2 separate regions of the Homo sapiens genome follow, and region 2 is linked to region 1. Evidence: chromatin loops called from intact Hi-C (ENCODE). Cell type or tissue: HepG2. All regions are shown on one strand. Region 1 overlaps BICC1 (BicC family RNA binding protein 1). Region 2 overlaps BICC1 (BicC family RNA binding protein 1).

Evidence for each region. Peaks named below come from ENCODE experiments on the same cell type or tissue, not always from the same donor. Only the 100,000 strongest peaks of a DNase experiment are listed, where the experiment ranks them.
Region 2: a loop joins it to region 1, with 4 times the contacts of the local background. A loop is called at or near these places in 2 of 110 quality-filtered maps.

What each region holds. Positions count from the first base shown.
Region 1 is chr10:58,529,405-58,534,404 of GRCh38, forward strand. All of the region lies in intron 1 of BICC1 (BicC family RNA binding protein 1), which reads left to right. Among named protein-coding and RNA genes, the nearest start is that of BICC1, 19 kb to the left of the region's middle. RefSeq lists a silencer at 1,948-2,007. In HepG2, a CTCF peak has its summit at 1,884 (motif pointing right); a DNase peak (open chromatin) is centred at 1,877.
Region 2 is chr10:58,660,369-58,665,368 of GRCh38, forward strand. All of the region lies in intron 2 of BICC1 (BicC family RNA binding protein 1), which reads left to right. Among named protein-coding and RNA genes, the nearest start is that of BICC1, 150 kb to the left of the region's middle. In HepG2, no CTCF peak of the experiment used is centred here; a DNase peak (open chromatin) is centred at 2,173; H3K4me3 peaks cover 29 bases.

The DNA.
Region 1 (5,000 bases):
AACACAGTATTTCTCTTATTCTGCGCAGAAGACCACTAAATCTTGTATTATCTATGTTCTGAGTTGATCCCTTTATCATGAGCTTTTTCTTTTGTTTGTTAAAAGCATCACTTAAAGCAAAGGCAATGTTTTGGTAAGATTTTATCTTTTTTAGTTATTTCATATAATGATTTAACTTCAAGCCAGAGAAATGTGTGTTTGGCTTGAGTCTTGCAGGAGGAATCATGTAAAGACATGTTTATTTTAATCTGGGGGGAATTTTTTTTAATTAGAACTTTTTATATGGGAAAAGAAAACCTGAGATTGTTATAGATCTATAGCGTTTTTCTTCAGGGATCTATAATTTACTAAAACATTGTTGGCACTTATTACGTACACAGAAAGATCACCTTCAAAAATATATTTACTATCAGTAAATGGATATCTGAGATGCATTATCTAAATAGAGCATATTTGACCAAGTCTAAAAACTGGGCTTTAGCAACAAAACATTATAAAAATGGATCTGGATTTTAAAAGTTTTGCATAAATGATTAGCTTTCAAGCTTGTGAAAGTTTTTTTTTTTCATTTTAAATCATTTGGGACTAGTGAGGCCATCTACAATGGGAAATTGTTGCATGTATTGGACAAAAATCATGAGTGCATATTATGGGACTGCAGAATTAAATGAGGCCCTTTACCTTTAAAAGGAATATAATCTAGTGGAAGAGAGGAAACGTATCTGTATTTTTTAACAGAAAACAAAAGGAGATCACGTAGAGTAAGGCCCTGATTAATGTACATCATAGCCTGGGTCACGTACCTCCACCCCACAAGACCAAGAAGTGAAATGAGGGAATTGAAGAATCAAATAGAAAAAGGCAAAGCCAATACAATGATGCACTATCTAGTTTGTTACTTCTGAGGATGACTACTACTTCTGGTGAGGCCCAGAAGCTATATCCCTAAATTGTCCACCTAAGGAATTAAAAAGAGAGGCATTGGTCTGTCAGCTTCTGTTCCCTCCTTGAGGAGAGTCAAGGGTTGCCTTCTGGGGCCTGCCTTTCCTGCGATTCTGTGTTAATACACTTAAGACTTAGACGTATAGATATCTAACAAGCTCCTAGGGAAGTAATAAAGAAGTATGTTTAGTGTAAGATTGAGATGAGACATTGTTACCCCAAAGTGGGTTGATACCTATGCCGAACTGTTTACTGTAGCCTCGCTGGAATCAGAGATGAAGGTGAGATGGTATATAAGATTGTGTGTCCAGTACAATGTCTTTATATACTTTAAATGCAAAAAAAAAAAAAAAAAGAAAATCAGAAAGGGAGAGGCGGAAATGGACGTTTAAGATATTTCATACCTTTGTTCTAAATCAAAGAAACTTCCTTACTGTAAATTCTTCATGTAGAGAATGCTTTATGAGATTACAAAAATAAGCCTGTCTGCAGTCAGCAAGATGGAGGAATAGGGAGCACCAGACTTCTACCCCTACAGAAATACTGACTTAACAATATGTGGTCCAATAAAGCCTTTATGAGAAGGCCAGAAATCACTTATGAAGTCACAGAACTCCAGTTTAAAACCAAGAACCATGGTTTTGAAACAGGTAAGAAAAGCTGTTTCATTTCATCTGAGTCGGCCCCTTCCCCAAGCCACCACAGCTAATGATGAGGAAAAAAAGTCCAGTGACTGGTTTCTCCCTTGGGAGAAAAAGAGTAAAATGGAATTATGTCCAATGTGCTGGCTTTTTGAGACTACTCAAGTGACTGGTTTCTGCCTTGCTTGACTTGGAGTGCTGATGAGGAATAGGCATACTTTGATTGCCTGGGGACTGCTGAGAACAAGAGAGCTCAGCGGTTGGTGGCAGTACCAAAATACCCGTAGTACTGCAAACAGACACCAGAGGGTGCAAGAGACTGTAGACTCCTGAAAAAGAAACCAGAAAACTTTGTCTGGTTGTGAAATTACACACATAGGCTCAGAAAAAATTCATCTCTGTAAAAGGTTTGAGAGACCGCCAGAATCTCTAGCTGGGCTGATTGGTGAAGATCTTTTTCCATCCAAAACCAGTCTGTAAAGACTGGAAGAGGTGACCGTTTATTCAAATACAAAAATTACAACAAAATATAAGGCACACAAACAGGGAAAATATGGTCCAATCAGAAGAACAAAATAACTGTCCGTAAACTGACCCAAAAGAAATGGAGATCTGTGAATTACCTGACAAATAGTTTAAAAGGAACATTTTAAATTAGTGCACTACAAGAAAACATATACAATGAAACTGTGAATAAAATGAGAATATCAATTAAGAGATGGAAACTGTAAAGATCCAAACAGGAATTCTAAATAACTAAACAGGAATTCTGAAGCTGAAGAATACAGTAACTGATTTGAAAAAAAAAATTATAGGGGATCAACAGCAGACTTTATTAAGCAAGAGAAAGAATCAGCAAACTCAAAGACAGGTCATTTGAAATTATTGAGTCAGAGGAACAAAAAGAAAAAGGAAAAATGAAGAAAGCCTAAGGGACTTATGGGGCGCCATCAAGTGAATCAATATATGCATTACATGAATTTCAGAAGAGGAATATAGAGGAAATGAGGGACAGAATATTTTTCAAACTACAATAGCCAAAACCTTCCAAATGTGAAAAAGGAAATAGATATCCAAATATAAGAAGCTCAAAGGACTACAGTCATGATGAAACTAAAGAAATTCACACTAAGACACATTCTAGTCAACTTTCCAAAAACAAAAATCTTAAGGGCAACAGGAGAAAGGCAATGTGGTATATACAGAGACTTTCCATAAGAATATCACACATTTCTCAGTGGAAGCATCGCAGGACAGAGTGGAATGAGATTATATGAGGGATCTTCAAAAAGTTTGTGGACGGTATGTATTATGAAAAAAAAAACTATGCATGGATTTCAAACTTTTTTTTGGCACTAAAATAAATTCCTGCTGATTTGGGTAAGACATCAATTTGAAAAGAGTCCCTATCCAGAGCAACATGTATTCTGCTATTACTGAGGCAAGAACAAATACCAAATTTATGGTGAAGCATGGTGGAAGAATGGTGAAATTATTGATACTTTACAAAAAATTTATGGGAATAGTACACCAAAGAAATCAGCTGCTTCCAAATGGATAATTCATTTTAAGAAGGGACGAGATGATGATGAAGATGAGGCCCATGGCAGCAGACCATCCACATCAATTTATGAGAAAAAAATTCATCTTATTCATGCCTAACTGAAGAGGGCCAACAATTCACAGAAGAAGCAATGGCCAAACACCATAGGCATCTCAGTTGGTTTAGCTTACACAATTCTGACTAAAAAATCAAAGTTGAACAAATTTTCCACTCAATGGGTGCCAAAACTGTTGTGCTAAGATTAGCTGCACACAAGAGCTTTCAGTGAAAAATTCAAACAATTGGCATTGAGATCCTAAAGCATTTCTCGAAAGAATTGTAACAGCAGATGAAACATGGTTTTGCCAGTACAATCCTGAAGACAAAGCACAATCAAAGCAATGGCTACCAAGAGGGGCACATGGTGAAGAGCAAAAGTCATGGCAATAGTTTTATGAGATATTCAAGGCATTTTGCTTGTTAACTTTCTGGAGGGTCAAAAGAAAATAACATCTGCCTCCGTCCCAAAAAGAAAAATAAAAAAGAAAATAACATCTGGTTATTATGAGAGTGTTTTGAGAAACCCAAAGCTTTAGAAGAAAAACGTCTGGGAAAGCTTCATCAGCGAGTTGTTCTCTGCCATGGCAGTGCTTCTGCTCGTTCCTCTCATCAAACAAGGACAAATTTTAAATAATTTCCATGGGGAATCATTAGGCATCCACCTTACAATTGTGATTTATTCCTTTTGACTTCTTTTTGTCTTCTAATTTAAAAACATCTTTAAAGGGTATCCATTTTTCTTCACTTAATAATGTAAAAAAGACTGCATTGACATGGCTAAGTTCCTAGGACCCCCACTTTTTTAGTGATGTACTAAATGGTTGATACAATCACTTACAAGAGTACTGGAACTTTTTGGAGCTTATGACAAGAAATAAAGTTCATATTTTTAATTTTTATCTTTTAATTCAATTTTCCATGAAAGTTTTGATGTCCCCTCATCCATACAGAGTGCTGAAGGAAAAAAAAACCTGACAATCAAGAATAGTATATATGGCAAGACTTTTAAAAGTGAAGAATAAATAAAGACCTTTCTGGATAAACAAAAGGCGAGGAATTAATTACCATTATGCCTGCCTTATAAGAATTGTTAAAGGGAGTTTTTCAGGTTGAAACAAAGGGATACTAAACAGTAACATGAAAGGATATGGAAATATAAAGCTCTCTGGTGAAATACCCATGGTAGATGCACCAGAAAAAATGAGAAAGAAAGAAAAGCATGTCACTACAGAAGAATCAATGAAATAGAAAGGCAGCAAGAGCCGCAAAGGGGGACAAAATTACTACTAGCCATACAGAACACAATTAAATGATAATAGTAAGTTCTTACCTATCAGTAATTACTTTAAATGTAAATTGATTAAATTCCCCAGTCAAAAGACATACAGTGGCTGAATGGATTAAAAAAGAACAAGATCCAACTATATGCTGTCTACAAGACACTTTAGATATAAGGACATACTCGGGCTGAAAGTAAAAGGAGGGAAAAAAGATATTCCATGCAAATGGTAACCCAAAGAGATCAGAGGTGTTCATGTTTATATCAGACAAAAATAGACTTTATAGAAAATAGGTAAAGGAGGGCATTAAGTCTCCCCTTACCCAAGATAGCAGATTGGAGGTATTGCTAGCATGCCTCTCCCACTTAGACAAAGTAGTGTGTAGAAATTAATGCTCTGAACTTTTTTTTCAAGAAGCAACATAGGAACTAAACAGAAAAACTGAAAGGAACTACAGACCCTTTGAAAGAAGCAGTGGGCGGCAGCCTATACTGTGAACCAGACTGAAAACCCCCACAGGAAACACTGAACCTG
Region 2 (5,000 bases), 130 kb after region 1:
GGCCCTGGATCACCTCTCCTCAGGAATAATGAGAGATTTCAGGATTGTGTATCTTCTTTTCTTGCTGTGACTCTTGTTTTATAAATTTCCTGAAAAAAGTTCATTCCTTAACCCATTAAAAAAAAAAAAGAGTTCATTCTGATAGTTCACATTCTAACCAAATACTTTAGTGTACTTCTAGCCCGTCTCTTCTCAGAAGGTGAGAAAGCTGGTTTCCAGGATCCTCAGTGTATTAACTTTATGCCTAATTAATTAGTTAATTGTGCTGAACATAACCAGTATTCCAACTACTCAAGACTCCTTCTGACATCTTTGTACCCTCCCATTACCTCCCTTCCTTGGCTACCAGTCTCATAGGACTGATGCCTCTGCCTGGCAACTCCACCCCATCCCATTGCACCTCCTCAGGAGGAGAGGAGAGAAAAGGGAAAGAGAAAGTCACCCCAGGCGACTTCATGTGCTGCCAAGGTTGAAAGCCACTGTATTTAACATTTACACACATTATGTCTCTTTAAATATTTCAAAGCCTAGATGCTTTCCACATGGAGTAGTAGAGATTTAAGAAAAGTATATTTTTATCAGCTTCTCTTTTTATAATTTGTCCATTTCTCCCACAAGTGGAATAGAGAGGTAAGTTCTCATTAATTGTGAGGCTGTAGTGGGGTGTTGATGGCTGGATTTTATTCGAATGTTTTCATTTCCTCTGTGGTTTTAGGGCAGTGGTTTTCCAAATGGTCTGATCTAGTGCATTGGTAGCAACCTGATGCTGTCAGGTTTTTTAAGGGGGAAGATTCTTATTTTCAAATTCGTAATTTTTTAAAGGGCTCGCATATCGAGCTTGAATTTTTTTTTTTTTTTTTGTCCCTGAAGTTCTCTCATGCCAATCCTTGTTTCTGCTTCTTTGCTCAATTCAGAATACTGGTATTCAGTTAGTTCCATGTCATTTCTCTCTGGAGTTTAGAAATGGCATTTTAAAGGCATCAGGCATCCCCTAGCCTAACCCCACCTCCTTTAGGAAAACTGGAAGGAGAAAAGGTAGAGGGTCACTGGCCTAGATTATAAAAATCAAAGCACCAAACCTGATTATAGTCAAAAGAATCCTAAGAGTGATCTGAAGCTAAATTCCATGGCTGTGTGATTCATGATGATCTAAGACCTTTCATCTGTTTTTCATTTTCTGAAGATTGTTAAGTTGGTTGCTATTATTGACAATGTTTAGGTTTAAACAATTAGAATTAAGGTATAGAGTTACCTACATATGCTGTGTTCGGGTTGTGCTCATTTGTTGGCACAAGTTGATTCTGCAAAGGTTATGTGGCAAAAGTTTAATTTAGGTCATCTCTTGCATAGTGGAAATAGCTGAAGTCATTGGAGGATAACAGTGCTTTAAGTAAATTTTTACTTAAAAATTTGATTAAGTATTATTGAATTTATACTTCAAATCTGATATAATTTGGCTTTTAACATATGAGGCATTGAAATTTGGTATAGTTTTAAAAGATGAAATCAAGAAAGTAAAATCAGAAAAATTCGAGTGTAGGTTGAGAAAAAATTGGAAAAATATAGAAAACTATACTTTTTAACCTTAGAACTGTCACATTTTGGAATTTAAAAATTGTTATGAAGAATAAAATGTTCCATCTCTTATGTTCTAAATTTCCATGTATTGTGTTTTCTCTGCAGTGAGGTCCTTTGAGAGGCACATATGGGCGTGCAGTTCCATTCTCTTAGTGTGTGCCTGTGTATTGAGTAGCACCTGCCTCTGGTGTACTTGAAGAAAACTTAAGTGGCTATAGAATTAGTAGTCCCTCCAGGCCAAAATACAAATGACACATATCTTGGACATCTTCTACTAGAAGAATATAAAAATCCCAATGGCCTTTAAAAAATTAGAATAATGTTAAAAAACACAATTTATAATTTCGTTTCTAAAATTATCTGAAGGAATTGGAAGGATATTCCATTTTTAAATGCCCAAATGAAATAATCCTTTTAAACAAGGGTTTTCCACCCATGATGAAGGAGGTTAAATTAAAAACTTAACTAAAATGAGAACAATTGTGTTGTTCTTTAGTTCTTGCATTAGGAATGTGAAACCAGAAGTCAGCTAAGTCTCCATAGCAAGCATCTGTATTTACAAGATGAGTAACACAAGTCTGAATGTTGCGAAAGCTCTCGAAAGGTGAAAAAAGTTCAGAATATCAGACGTTTTGACTAGAAACTCTGTCACTGATTATCTCGTATTACAATGAGAAGGGCATGACATGACCCCTGATTACTTTTACACCTTTCTTGCTTCTGAATCCTTGTTTTTGAAACATAGGAAAGAACTATTTTGTTGACAACATTGCAGTTTCATATAGTTCATCCTAATAAATGTATAACAAAACTATCATGAGATAATATAGGAGATTTTGTAACAATCTGGTAAGAAAGGAAAAGTATTGCGAGTTCTGAACATTCAGTTACATGTGGAAAACTTGTATAAAGTGAATTTATTGCATTTGTTGTCATCACTTTTCTGAAAAAGAGAACTCTTGCAACTAAAATAAAATTCTTTTTTATCCAGTGTCTAGAATAGTACCTGCCACACTGTAGGCACTCAATAATGTTTTGTTGAATAAATAAATGAAAGATGTCATTTTTATTTGTAGTTGGCTTTGAACATCCAATTTTTTTCTTTTTCTTTTTCTTTTTCTTTTTTTTTTTTTTTTTTGAGACGGAGTCTTACTCTGTTGCCCAGGCTGCAGTGCAGTGGCACTATCTCGGCTCACTGCAACCTTTGCTTCCTGGGTTGACGCCATTCTCCTGCCTCAGCCTCCTGAGTAGCTGGGACTTCATGTTCATGCCACCATACCTGGCTAATTTTTTTATTTTTAGTAGAGACAGGGTTTCACCATGTTGACCAGGCTGGTCTCGAACTCCTGTCCTCAGGTGATCCACCCACCTCGGCCTCCCAAAGTGCTGGGGTTACAGGTGTGAATCACCACATCCGGCCCAATTTTTAGGTTTTATTTAACAGACATTTTCTTCCTCCCAACTTCTAGCACTGGACAACCTCTGGTGTGTTTTCTCTTTCTTTTCCAACATGTCATTTAAATCAGGGGTCCCCAGCCCCCAGGCTGTGCACTGGTATCGGCCTGTTAGGAATTGGGTCACACAGCAGGAGGTGAGCGGTAGCCAAGTGAGCATTACTGCCTGAGCTCCCCTTCCTGTCAGATCAGCGGCAGCATTAGATTCTCATAGGAGCATGAACCCTATTGTGAACTGTGCATTCAAGGGATCTAGGTTATGCACTCCTTATGAGAATCTAATGCCTGATGATCTGCGGTGGGACAGTTTCATCCCGAAACCATCTCCCTGCCCCTGCATTCGGTGAAAAAATTGTCTTCCATGAAACTGGTCCCTGATGCCAAAAAGGTTGGAGATGGTTGGTTTAAATAGAATCATATGCTATAGTCTTTTGTCTTCTTTTATTTATTAAATCCTTTGAGATTCATCTCATTTGAGGTTGTTGGGTGTGTCAGTAGTTCATTGCTTTGGTTCTGAGTAGTGGTCTATTGTATGGGTATATCACATTAAAAACATTCATTCACTAGTTGATGGAATTTGAGTCATTTTTAATTTAAGGCTTTTATGAATGAAGGTGCTGTAAAATGCACATAGAGGTCTTTGTGTAAACATATATTTTCACTTCTTTTGTATGAGTGCCTTGGAGTGTAATTGTTGGCTCATGTAAGTGTGTGTTTCACTTTCTAAGAAAGTGCCAGATTATTTTCTAAAGTAGCTATGCCATTTCAAATTCCCACCAGCAATATAGGAGAGTTTTAGTTGTTTCACATCCTTGTCAGCACCTGTTATTATCTATCTTTTGAAATGTTAGTCATTCTGGTGGATACTTAGTAGTTTCTGATTGTGGACTTATTTGCATTTCTCTGAGAACCAATATCGAGCATTTTTTAATGTGCTTAATCATTGTTTCCTTTGGTGAAGTATATGTTTGAGATTTTGCTAATTTTTTATTGGATTAAAAAGCATTAAGAGTTCTGGATATAGGTTCTTCATAAGATATAGGTTTTGTAAATAGCTTTTTCCTCAGTCTGTGGCTTTGTTCTGCATTTCAGACATTTTTCATTGGATTATTTTATAGTTTTTATGTCTCTGGTAAAATTTCCCTTTCTATACAGACACATTGATAATATTTTTCATTAGATCCTTATATTAATTGTAGTTATTTTAAAAGTTCTATCTGATATTTACAAGTCTGGGCCATCTTGAGGTCTATTTCATTTGACTATGCTATCTGTTGATGATAGGCTTGTGGGTTTTTTTTTTCCCTCCACTTTTGTGTCTTGTAATTTTTTATTGAATATTGGTATTGTGTGTTAAAGAGCAATAGTCTGTGGTAAATAAAATTAATACCCACAATGGTTACTTTTTTTGTTTCTTCAGTTCGTTAATATAGGGGAGTGTGTCAGTAGTCAGTATTGTCAGCAGTTGAGCTGGGTTTGAATTTTGCTGTTGCTGTAGTTACCTTGAGTGCAAACAGACTTCAGATTTCTCCAGTGGTGGATGGATTGCTGCTGCTACATTGAGCTTAATATGAGTCCCGGAGTGTGGTACAGTTTTCTGTGTTCCTGATCTACCTTTGGCTTTCTGCCAGCTCTGTACAGCTGTGCCACAGGGGTCTGTGTTATTGCCACTTCCCCAGTAGTAGACTACTGCTTGTTATTACTTGGTAAAAAGTTCATGGAAGGGTAAGTGGGTGGTTTGGTAGTCTGTCACTTCCCAGCCTCAGTTTTAGTCAGGTCTTGTGTGCCGAAGCCTCAGGAAAGGGGCATTCTCAGTGTTCCCACCTCTCTCAAAAACAACCATTTTTGAAATCTGCAAGATCAATTTTAATAGTATCTTGTTCCCTTAACATACTTTTGATAACTTCTCTTGTGTTTTTAAGCATAAGTATTCTGTATAATATTATTATAGTGCCTGCATTATTTTAG